2 separate regions of the Homo sapiens genome follow, and region 2 is linked to region 1. The links are chromatin loops, found by intact Hi-C in ENCODE. Cell type or tissue: sigmoid colon. All regions are shown on one strand. Links, peaks and the distances in the headings refer to the core of each region. The heading gives the core; the rest is flanking DNA.

Region 1 (5,412 bases), core at 255-5,254:
TGCTTTTCAGTAACCAGGACAGCGACAAGCTTTTCTTTCTTGTCTTTTCTTTTTTTAAAAGAAAAAATTCCCTAACCAAAATATGGAATTCATCTGCATTGTAATCCCAAGTGGAGAGTGCACGCATTTCCTCTGGATCGTGCATCACTCACTCCCACTCTCTCTCATTTCTCATGGACAATGAATGGAAACACTCCCTTGTAGGAATTTCAACCGCCACTTTGAGACAGATGTTTTGGAAACCACTGACAAGCTGCTTGTCACTGTGAGGCGGATCATACACTTTCACAGCCATTTGGTCCAAAACCACGCAGAGAGCGCTTCTTCACGTCCAGCTCCAATACGATCTGCAGGGTATTAGATGGCTGATACTTAGCCACTTCTTCATGTCCCCCTTACCCAACACATTCCCCATCAGGAGGCAACACCGAAGGCTCTATCTCAGCAAAGTCACCATTGTCTGCTATAGAATCAAGAGTAGGATTTCTCTGTGAAGATCCAGCATGGTCCAAGCCTTCAATGAAAACACTACTTTCAGGAAGAGAGTTAGGCACTTGGGAAAGAAAATGAACATTTTTAAGCCACCAAGGTACTGTTCATAAATGTCTGCTAGGCAAATGGGGACCTCATGGCTTGAAAGAGTTATTATTCAATACTTCCCAAGCACCCACATAAGTTCATGTTTCTCCCTGAGGGCCTCACTTGCTCCATGAGACGAACTCACTACAGCGTTCATCTTGTTTAAAAAGACTTGGTGTGATGCGTGGAGGCCGATCATTCGAGCCACCTGGATGTGCTGTGAAATAGTTTCTCAAGCAGTCCCAGCTTTTCCAAATGCACCTATCAAAACAAACCTAAGTGCCTGTTAAATTCACTCTTTAGGAGACCTACTTTGTTCCAACAGAGTCAACTGACCGAAGATAACTTTCTGCAGAATCTAAGACACTCGCCTGAACAATCTTATTGGCCAGAATAAAGAATAAGACACTGGTTCATATACATTTGGAAGGGTATGAAGTCAGTCAAGGGCAGACCCTCAAAAAGACTCATCCTTACTTCTCAGTCTTTAGCTAAGGCCATGATACAGAGGCTGAAATGAAGAAACTAAGATACAATCTGAGAAAAATACCCAAACTTTAAAACTTAAAACCTGTGCAAAAGTTGCTCTCCTATACCTTGGTCATGTTACTTACTGAGTTCTAATTTCTACGGTACCACTAAAAACTCTGGAGTGACCGTCTGTGAGCCATTAAACCCAAGCACAAACGCACACTTTCAGGGCTGTACATGTCTGCGTAGTTTTTGCACACATTGTTAAGATTATACTGCTGGCTTATTTTCTCTATATTCTCTTTTCTACGATAAAGATCATTTACATGCAACATTAAATTTCAACTTTATATGGGGCAATTTTTGAGTGGATTGATCATAAAGCCGCATCTCTGGCAGGAAAGACACTTTTCAAAGTAGCCGTTCTGAGGCACTCCACTCACTAAAACCATGAGAGGGACACGGCAGCAGTGTATGCAAGGGCATCGGCTCTAGCCAAGAGGGCCTATCCCCACCCCCACTACTTTATCCTTGGGCAAACCACTCAACCTCAAGACTCAGCTTCCCCATGCATGAAACAGGGATAATAATAGAACCTACATTTTGTAGGATGAGCAATGCATCCTAGAAACAGTGATCAACAAATGGAAAGCTCTCCATAAATGATATTTTTTATCACATGATTCTCAGTAACCTCGACTCCAGGACTTGCTGGTGCTTACTTAGAACACCACAATCTGGCAGAATCACCTGCACATATGACTAGAACTGGCCTCCTGTCTCCTTGCTACTTAGAGGTCACAGTCTGCGTCTTCTGTGTATATTGACTACGAGTTTCTTGATGACATAGTGGTCACACAGAAACATCTATTTGTTTAGTGCTTTGCTTTTGGCTGCTTCCAAATGTCTGTGGATTGATCGATGCAGATCCCAGAAATGTAATCATTAGTTGCCTGGCTAAAGAGGTTTCTCTCTGTTTGTTTTTATTAGAAGTCAGTCCTCTGAACCTGTGGTTTGCAAACTTTCTTTTTGAGCATGAAACACTGTTTACAGAATCTGACAAACAACCCCAGTTCTGCATAGGAAACAGATGAAAGCAGAACTGTACTGGTAAAAAAAAAAAAAAAGTAGGGGGTTGAGGAGGGTCCCCTTGGCCCCCATCACCTCCAGGTAGCTCCTAAAATGTCCCTAGAAAGTGGAACACTCTGTGGAACAGGCTCAGAAGGGCGCTGATCTAAACCATCCTTCCAATTTCCATCTTATGGCCTAGAAATGCCACTCAGCCCGAACCCTAAGAGGCTCACCGGGGCACTCCTGCTCCTCATCTCACGGCTGCATCAGTAACAACAGAGGCAGAGCCCACAAACCACGATCTTGTGCTTCCTAAATGTTCCCAACATGGCTGTGGGCTGGGCAGACACACAAACCCTTCCTTTCTTTGTTTTACTGACTACACATTGAGTTACATCAACTCCCCAAAAGCAATGTCCTAGGACCACAGTGTTTACATGGCTGTGCCAGCCAGCACACATGACGTCTGATATCATTACTCTGGGCTTCTGGAGGAGCCATAGTGCATTTACACTTCTTTATACTCACTGAGCAGTGGCATGGAAACCAAGGTCAATCCAATCTATCAAAACCTCACCAAAATTTTAAAATAATTTGCAATGAAAATGCCTTTCTCATGGTGGAATACACAGTCCTTCCAATGTCTGTGAAGTACCAGCACAGTTTCCACACGTATGAAATATTAACAGGGACAAAAAAAAAATTGAGAAATTCAGAGGAGGGGATCAGGATAACAAAGCAGCTGGAGAAAGTCATTGCTTCAGAAAGCACCAGGACTAGGAAGCAGGCCCCGCCTCCTCGGTTTAACTGCCGCTCAGCGGAAGCATGACGTAGGTCTCACTGTGGGAACCCAGAGGTACAGGGGGCCTGTTCAGGGTGGTCTGAGGGAGACTGGCCAGGAGGGTTGGGGCTGGAGCCAACCAACAAAATATCCCAACCCATCGTGAAGAAAATATTTCCTCCTCAGGAAAGGCCGCTACATCTCCCCAGGGAATGGCTGGAAGACTCCCAGCCTGAGTCATTCGGAAACAGATTTACAAAGCACTCGGGAGGATCCCGAGGGAATGATCAGGCCGAGACGGAGGAAGAGCCTTCATGACCAAGTGGGTCTTTTCCAGCTCCAGCTCCCATGACTGCAAGGTCCTTCTGGTTCTTCCCAACTCACTCTGGCCAGCACGGCTGTAGCATGACTGTCACGATCCTTGGCTCTGAGTGTTTTAAGGCCTGGATGTGGCGATGCAGAGGCCTCCCAGCTACGGTACATAAGCTACAGTCTGCACTTCCACGTAAAGAGCTCCACCCGGCCTTGGGGCATGGAGAAGGTAGTGGATGTTGTATCCAAGGAGCTGGTGCTGGCCCAGGCCCAGTCCCAAGCACTTGCCTGTCCAGCCTCCGTGGGGAGCGCCCACCAGCAGCCCTCTCACATTTCTGCATCTCACCAAAGGCCTGCTGAAAACAGGCCCCCTGTGACATCTGCTAATCAGATTTGCCCCTGGAGCCAGTAATAATTAAACTTGGTCTATGAAAGGAACACTGGAAAGGTCTCCCATCCCACAGCTGGTCAGCAAACAGAGCAGAAGGGCCGTATCTACAGCCATGTCTGTGTAAATCTTATTCAGCTGTCAGAATGAGCCCTAAGTGACACTGGTCACCCTCACAGGTAGCTGTCAGCCCTTGGAAAGCTGTTGCTGGGGGCAGCTATGAGGGCTAGAACTTCTCCCTCAGCTCCCCTCACCTTTCCTAGGCAGCACTGGCAGACTTATGCTGGATCACGCACCCTGGGATTAAATGCCATTTTCTGTGCTGTTCCTCATGTGCCAAACATATTATGTGCTTGTTAACTATTCACCTGATTCAGGTTTCTGGAAAACTCCTATCCAGAAATTTAGATTTAAACCAGAAAAGCCTCCTAGAAAGTATCAGATTAGATAAGAAAATTGTATTTTTCTGTCTTATATCAGCATTTCTATTGGGTGATACTGCTTATGTTGGTTGTATCTGTTAACTATTGTTGAGTAACAAAGTGCCTTAACATTTCATAGCTTAAAATACCTGATTATTTCTCACAATCCCAGGGTTCGGCTGGCTGTTCCTCTGCTGGTTTCTCCTGGGCTGGCTCACGATGGCTTTCAGCTAGTCAGCTGCGCAGGAAGGCCCACAAAGGCTTCCTTCACGTGTCTGGTCATGAATGCTGCCTGCCAACAGGGGAACCTTGGCTCTCCTCTGCAGGCCCCTTATCCTTCTGGGGCGAGACTGGCTTACTTACACAGAGGTCTCAGAGCAGAGTTCCAAGAAGGTGAAAGTGGAAGTAGTCAGACCCTTTGAGGCTGAGACTCTAGAACTTACACAATACTTCTGCCACATTTCAGCCATGAAGGGAAGTCAGAAGGCCAGCCCAGACCCAAGGGGCAGGGAAATAAGACTCCAGTTATTAATGGCAGAGTGAAAAAGAATGTGCAACCATTTTTAACCTACCACATGTCAGCATCTCCCCAACTGGGTCAGAGTTATAGGAGTTCTGGGGCAGGGCCATAGGTACTCTGAGATCAAAGCAATCCCAGGACAGACACTGAGTCCTGTATCCCCTTGAAGAGCCACAACACACATTGGCATGCTGAAGACTCTGAGTAGCCCTCCAATAACAATAAATTCTGCTCGATTTTCTTTCATCAGGAGTAAGTTTATAGAGGCGGAGGAAGACCACTTTCCTGTAACACGATTTTGGAAAGTCTGGTCATGAGTTCTGGATTTTTAGAACAGTTCCAGTTGAATATATTTTGTCTTGCTGCCTTAATACATGTCCCATAAATGTTGCATCCATGTCTAAAATACCTTCCAATATGTGGAAGTAGCACACAATATGGTAATTCCTGAGTGGGGGTTATGACTCTAAAGGTCACCACAGTGCAGCTCTCCAGTAATTAGACATTAAGAAACTTCCACTCAAAATCATCTTGATCCTTGAAAAACTTTCCTAGAAGTTATATGCAAAAAACTGGGGGTTGTTTTCTTCAGGTACAGTATTTCTGAGCATTGACAGAAGTCTTGATTCCTACAGAACAAATGTTACAATTCACTCTGAATAAATTCCACGTTTGAAATTCAATAACAATAAATAATATAACCCATAGTGGATCAGGAGGCCAAGCTTGCACACAGGCTACTGGACCACTAGCAAACCACGCTACTTCTTACCTGCCTGTTGGCCACCAATCTGGAGCCTCCCATACAATTTTCTACTCCTTTGAAAAGAAAAGGCTCATCCATCTTCACAACCAGGTTCTCCACTTT
Region 2 (5,332 bases), core at 282-5,281, 220 kb after region 1:
TTGATGGGACTTTGAGGTATCTTCTCCCAGCACAGGGACTTCTTGCCTTGGGTCCTATGCCCTCTATCTCTGAGTTCCTGTCTGCTAGACACTTATGCCCCAACAGGTATCTCTCTTTAATACCTCTGGCTGTCACTGGGCCATGGAAACCCACTCGCCCTTAACTTTTTGTTAAGTAAAACTTATAGGAGGCCATTGATTTGGGCTGAGCTCCGGTACTAGGCTCCAACAGATCAGACCAAAATGGAAACACTCCCGCTAAAGTTCCACATCACCAAATGTTGCTGTTTATCTGACCTTCTGAGAAACCAGGAGAGATTACAGCCAAATCCCCAAACAGGCCAGTTTTAGCCGACATGACAAGGAAGTCCCCTCTGCTTTAATCCTTCCAAGGAAAGTAACCGAAAGTAACCTGATGCTAACCAATCCACTTTTTGTTCCCCATTTCTGCTCTCTTCAGCCCTTTTCTGTCCATAAAGTTAACCTCTTCTGCTCAGCTCATCAGAACACTCATTGTATTTTATTGAATGAGATGTTGCCCACTTCTAGATTCACTAATAAAAGCCAAGTAGATCTTTAAACTAAACGTGTTGTAATTTGCCTTTTGACACTTTCAAATGGCATCTTGCTACCCAGCTGCCCTCTCTCTTCTTACCCTGCCTCCTGGCTCCACCTGGCTCCTGCTTTCACAGCTCTCGAGAGCCAGGTGCCAGTCATCATGCCCCCAGACTCCAGGGGACACATGGCAAGCTCTCCCAAGACCTTTGGCATTCGCAACTCTGGTAGTAGCACTATGCGGGCTGAAATGTTTTCACCACTCAACAAGCTTCTGTCCATAAAATGAGAGTTTGTCTCTCCTTGCAAGGATCTCCCTAAACCCGAGGTTCTCTTGGACCCCTCTTTGCTTGCTTTGGGGGAGGGGATCCCCTTCCCCATGGAAAAGGAAGGAAAAAGCAAAGCTTGCTCCTCTTACACATTCCCTTCAAGGAACTCTCCATGAACCTCTAGCCTCTCGTTAGCAAGTCCAATGGGATTCTTTTAGCACCTCTCTTTAGAATGTAGGAGTGCTTATTACCCACTGACTCCAACTTTGAAGCTTTGGCCAACACCTGAGACAACAGGATAAGTTCCATTCCATATCCTGTTAGCTGTTTCTTCTGCTTAAAATACTCTTTCTCCTTCCTTAGACCTGCCTTCAGTCTCACATACCTCCCTACCTGCAACCTCATCCAAACTGCCACAGTAAATAGGACAAAAAGGGTTAGATTGGAAACTTATCTCTGAACAAAACTCAAAATCATAAAAATACATTTACTTTATCTATTTTATAAAACAGATATGGTATATATGATTGTGCACAATTCTGAGACTGAAAAAAGAATGAGTCAATTATATGGGGCTTTAGCTGTTTGATAAAATGATATGACAACACATTATGTTTTCCTTTATTTCACATTCAAAGGCAGGAAGATGAAGAGGAATACTTTTGCAAAAATATTCAAGAGTTTCATAATTTCCTGAGGGCCTCTCTTCCACCTTTGATATTCAAATCACCTTCTTTTGAAGAGGCTTTTTTGTCACATCCTTGTCAATTTTCCCTCTGTTAGCTGCTCTAATTCTGCCAGATTCTTCTTTGTCCATGGGCTTACCCATGATTGAGTAGTTCTCTAACTTCACTGCCCACTGCATAAAAAAAGTGCATTTGCTTTGCGTCATATTTCTGTATGGTTACAGCGCTGGGAAATCAGTGGGAGGATGGCTGACAAGGAGCATGAGGCGGCCGGCTAGAGGGAGGAGGCAAGTTTAACGAGGATGGGGTGTTTGCATTTGGATACCTTTTATAAATGGCAGGTAAGTTCATCAGTCAACACTGTGCTGTAACAACTTCTGCTTCCCCATGCCACCTTATGACTTTGGGGCTTAGATATTGAATACTGGGATAACCAGGAACCTCTGCCAGCATCCAGGGAGGTGGCATACTTTAAATGGCTCTCAGCTAAGTTGGAGGCAAGGACTAACTGGAGCGGGCAGAGTACGCAGGAGACATGGATAACCGGGGGGAGTATGTTGAGCCACAGAACCCAGAAGCAATTGGAACGTTCTGAAAGGGAAGGTAAGGGAGGGGCCAAGACGAGTTTGGCCTCTGTGACCACCAAGACTCAAGCTATCTTAGTCTACACATAGGAGACCAAGCTTGTGTCTTCTTTAACCTCAACTCCTGCCTTACATTTTTTTTCCAACTTCACTTTCCTTAAGGAAACCACTAGTTTATCTTCACTGTGTCTAAATCAAAAGAACACCCACACCCACCCTGTGGAAGAAGGAACGCCTCTGTAAACATGGATTGATAACTAAACAGCATCAGGAAGCACATCACCTGCCCTTTGTAACTAGTCCTCGGCATTTGCAAGACTAATCTCAGCACCAGGTATAAGTGATGGAGCCAGTTTTCTGCAGGGAAGTCACACGTGGAAAAGCATTTGTAAAAAAGCATGAACAAACGAAGGGGGAAAATCTTAGGGAAGGATTGGAAGATGAAGGGGGAAAATCTGAGTCTGTTCAAATCTGGAGACCATAAAAAGTGTTTGAAGCCATAAGCTTATATCTTGGAGGAGATCCCAGGGTAAACAAAACTTGCCTGAGGAGTCTGGATAGTGTAATAGTCCGCCCTGATTTGACGAATGTGCTGAAGCCCTCCCAGCTAATAGAGAACAAGCCCTTTGAAGCTCCAGATACAGACTTCCCTAGAGCAGGCAGCAGGGTGGAGCTGCCTGGAGGCTGAGAATGCAGGGTCTGCAGGCAGAACGTCAGGGTTTGGAACAAGAACCAGAGGGAAATCAAGGACTAAAATGTCATCCTAAAATCAGAAGGTGGTTAGGTCCTTGGAATTCAACAAATCGAACACTCATCCTACTAGTATTACCTAAGCCAAGCCCTGCTCTGAGGCAGATATTCCATGAAACAAAGCAGACACGGGCCATTTCTACTGATTAACAATACAGTGTGATGACCACTCCTATGGGAGATGCGTGAGTCAGGAACTCCCATTCCAGTTCAGCGGGGTTAGGAAAACCTTCCCAGGGAAAGGGGCCTTTCAGCTTAAACCTGAAGGATGCGTTAGTCAAGCAAAGAGAAAAGAGAAGAATGAACTGCACCAAGGGACTCACCTGTGTTAAGCCCAGAATCACGAGGGTGCTGGTGGACTGGAAGAGCTGAAGGAGGTTCAGGAGTTCAGATGAAAGAAACTGGGATTATTCATACTGGAAAAGGAAGGCTAAAAATTGAATGAAAGTTTTCATTATAATAAGGTGTTTATACAGAAGGCATGACCTCCTGCACTGAGCCTTGCTCAAAAGAAAAGGGGCTCAGGGGTTCCCAGAACTGATCCAGACTCAGGGATGGGCCAACCCAAGTAGAAGGGCCAGAAGGCATCAAAGCACCATCCCCAGAGATCCTCAGAACCCCTCTCAGGGAAAGCCTGTGTGGGGTTGGGTGGAGTAAGACCCTTGGCAGTGAGGGTGAGATGGTCCCAAGGGCTACTCTTAGTAAGAAATAAGTGGTTGTTAAATTGCTTTCTAAAAAAGGCAGTCAGTTATCTGTAGGGCTTTCCTTTTGCCAAAGGGTGTTCCAACTGGGACCAGACCTGTGTGCTTGGATCAGAGGGCAAGGACTGGGCAGCGCCCAGTGGCCTTCCCTCTCTAGCTCTTCCCAGCAGGGCCCTTATTCCAATATTAATGTCCCAACATTAAAAGAACATTGCCCAGGTGCAGTGGCTCATGCCTGTAATCCCAGCGCTTTGGGAGACTGAGGTGTGTGGATCACCTGAGGTCAGGAGTTTGAGATCAGCCTGGCCAACACGGTGAAACCTCTTCCGTACTAAAAATACAAAAGTTAGCTGGGTGTGGTGCTGTGTACCTGTAATCCCAGCTACTCAGGAGGCTGAGACAGGAGAACTGCTTGAACCTGGGAGGCAGAGGTTGCAGTGAGCCACGATTGTGCCACTGCACTCCAGCCTGGATGACAGGGTGAAACTCTGTCTCAAAAAAAAAAAAAAAAAAAAAAAGATCACTTTGAAGGATCACCAAGTGAGTAGCCTTTCCAATGTGCTCACAAGTCTCACTTTGGCTCTGTCCATAGAAAGGAAAAGGACCTTGACTATTCTCTGGCTACCTCTTCATTTTTCCTCACCTCCTGCCACAATTCCAGACACAAAATAGAAATCAGAGACAGCTGTGTGCTCAGAATGCCCACCTGGAACAGGAGGACTGGTAGCCAGCCTGGGACGAGGGTTCAGGTTCAAACAAAGGCTGGTTTTTCCTTCCTGTCTCCTCCCAGCTGGGGCTCCTTCCCACCCTCTTCTGCTCCCTCTACTATGGGGCCCAGGAGACTGGGGGAGAGGGCTGGTCAGGCCACTCAGGAAAGAGCCATGGGGGCCAATAAACACATGGAAAAGTGCAAACATCTGGCAGTGAAAGAAACACAAATTAACATTTTAAAGTCTGTCAATCCAGCAAGAATCTTAAAAATGTATAATAAGTACTGGTAAAAGTAAGGTCAATCTCTACTCACTGACGATGTTATGGATAAAACCTTAGTAACAAAGGGAAGGGCTAATGGCACCCACTGCTTACTGCTCAATGCCTTCCCTGTCCCAAGAGAGGCTGTCTCCCGCCATCTGGGGATGGGTTAGCTGGACCTAGTTTGGCTTTGCTTAGTAACTAGATGTTTTGGACTGGGGTGATCACCAGGATGACATATTCTCTTTTTTTTTTTTGAGATAGAGTCTCGCTCTGTCATCCAGGCTGGAGTGCAGTGGCCCGATCTCGGCTCACTGCAAACTCTGCCTCCAGGTTCAAGCGATTCTCCTACCTCTGCCTCCTGAGTAGCTGGAACTACAGGCACCCGCCACCACACCCAGCTAATTTTTGTGTTTTTAGTAGAGATGGGGTTTCGCCATGTTGGGCAGGATGGTCTCGATCTCTTGACCTCGTGATCCACCCACCTTGGCCTCCCAGAGTGCTAAAATTACAGGCATGAGCCACCCGCCCCAGCCGGGATGACATATTCTAAAAGCACCATCAGCGGAAGCCCACAGCAGCCCCAGTCAGGTCCTGTCTTCAGAAGGTGACTCCCCAAAACTGTTGCCTGAGAAGCAGGGACTTTGCCTCATCCCAAACAGTAAGAGGGGTGGTGGACATAATGACTCTGGCTTCGCTACTTAACTTTTTTTTTTTTTTTTTTGAGATAAAGTCTTTCTCTCACCAAGGCTGGAGTGCAGTGACGCAATCTCAGCTCACTGCAACCTCCATCTCACGGGTTCAAGTGATTTTCC

What was found. Hi-C counts contacts between places; a loop is a spot of excess contacts. Peaks named below come from ENCODE experiments on the same cell type or tissue, not always from the same donor. Only the 100,000 strongest peaks of a DNase experiment are listed, where the experiment ranks them.
Region 2: a loop joins it to region 1, with 2.3 times the contacts of the local background. A loop is called at or near these places in 2 of 110 quality-filtered maps.

The regions. Positions count from the first base shown.
Region 1 is chr5:78,544,853-78,550,264 of GRCh38, forward strand. All of the region lies in intron 3 of LHFPL2 (LHFPL tetraspan subfamily member 2), which reads right to left. Among named protein-coding and RNA genes, the nearest start is that of LHFPL2, 100 kb to the right of the region's middle. RefSeq lists enhancers at 2,140-2,299, 4,518-4,567, 4,668-4,717. In sigmoid colon, for the core only: no CTCF peak of the experiment used is centred there; DNase peaks (open chromatin) are centred at 2,549, 3,039 and 4,299; H3K27ac peaks cover 2,531 bases.
Region 2 is chr5:78,763,591-78,768,922 of GRCh38, forward strand. It overlaps LOC124900191 (a long non-coding RNA gene), which reads right to left. Exons shown (of 5, transcript XR_007058832.1): 2 at 4,252-4,462; 3 at 3,168-3,274. Among named protein-coding and RNA genes, the nearest start is that of LHFPL2, 120 kb to the left of the region's middle. RefSeq lists an enhancer at 160-379. In sigmoid colon, for the core only: no CTCF peak of the experiment used is centred there; a DNase peak (open chromatin) is centred at 2,740.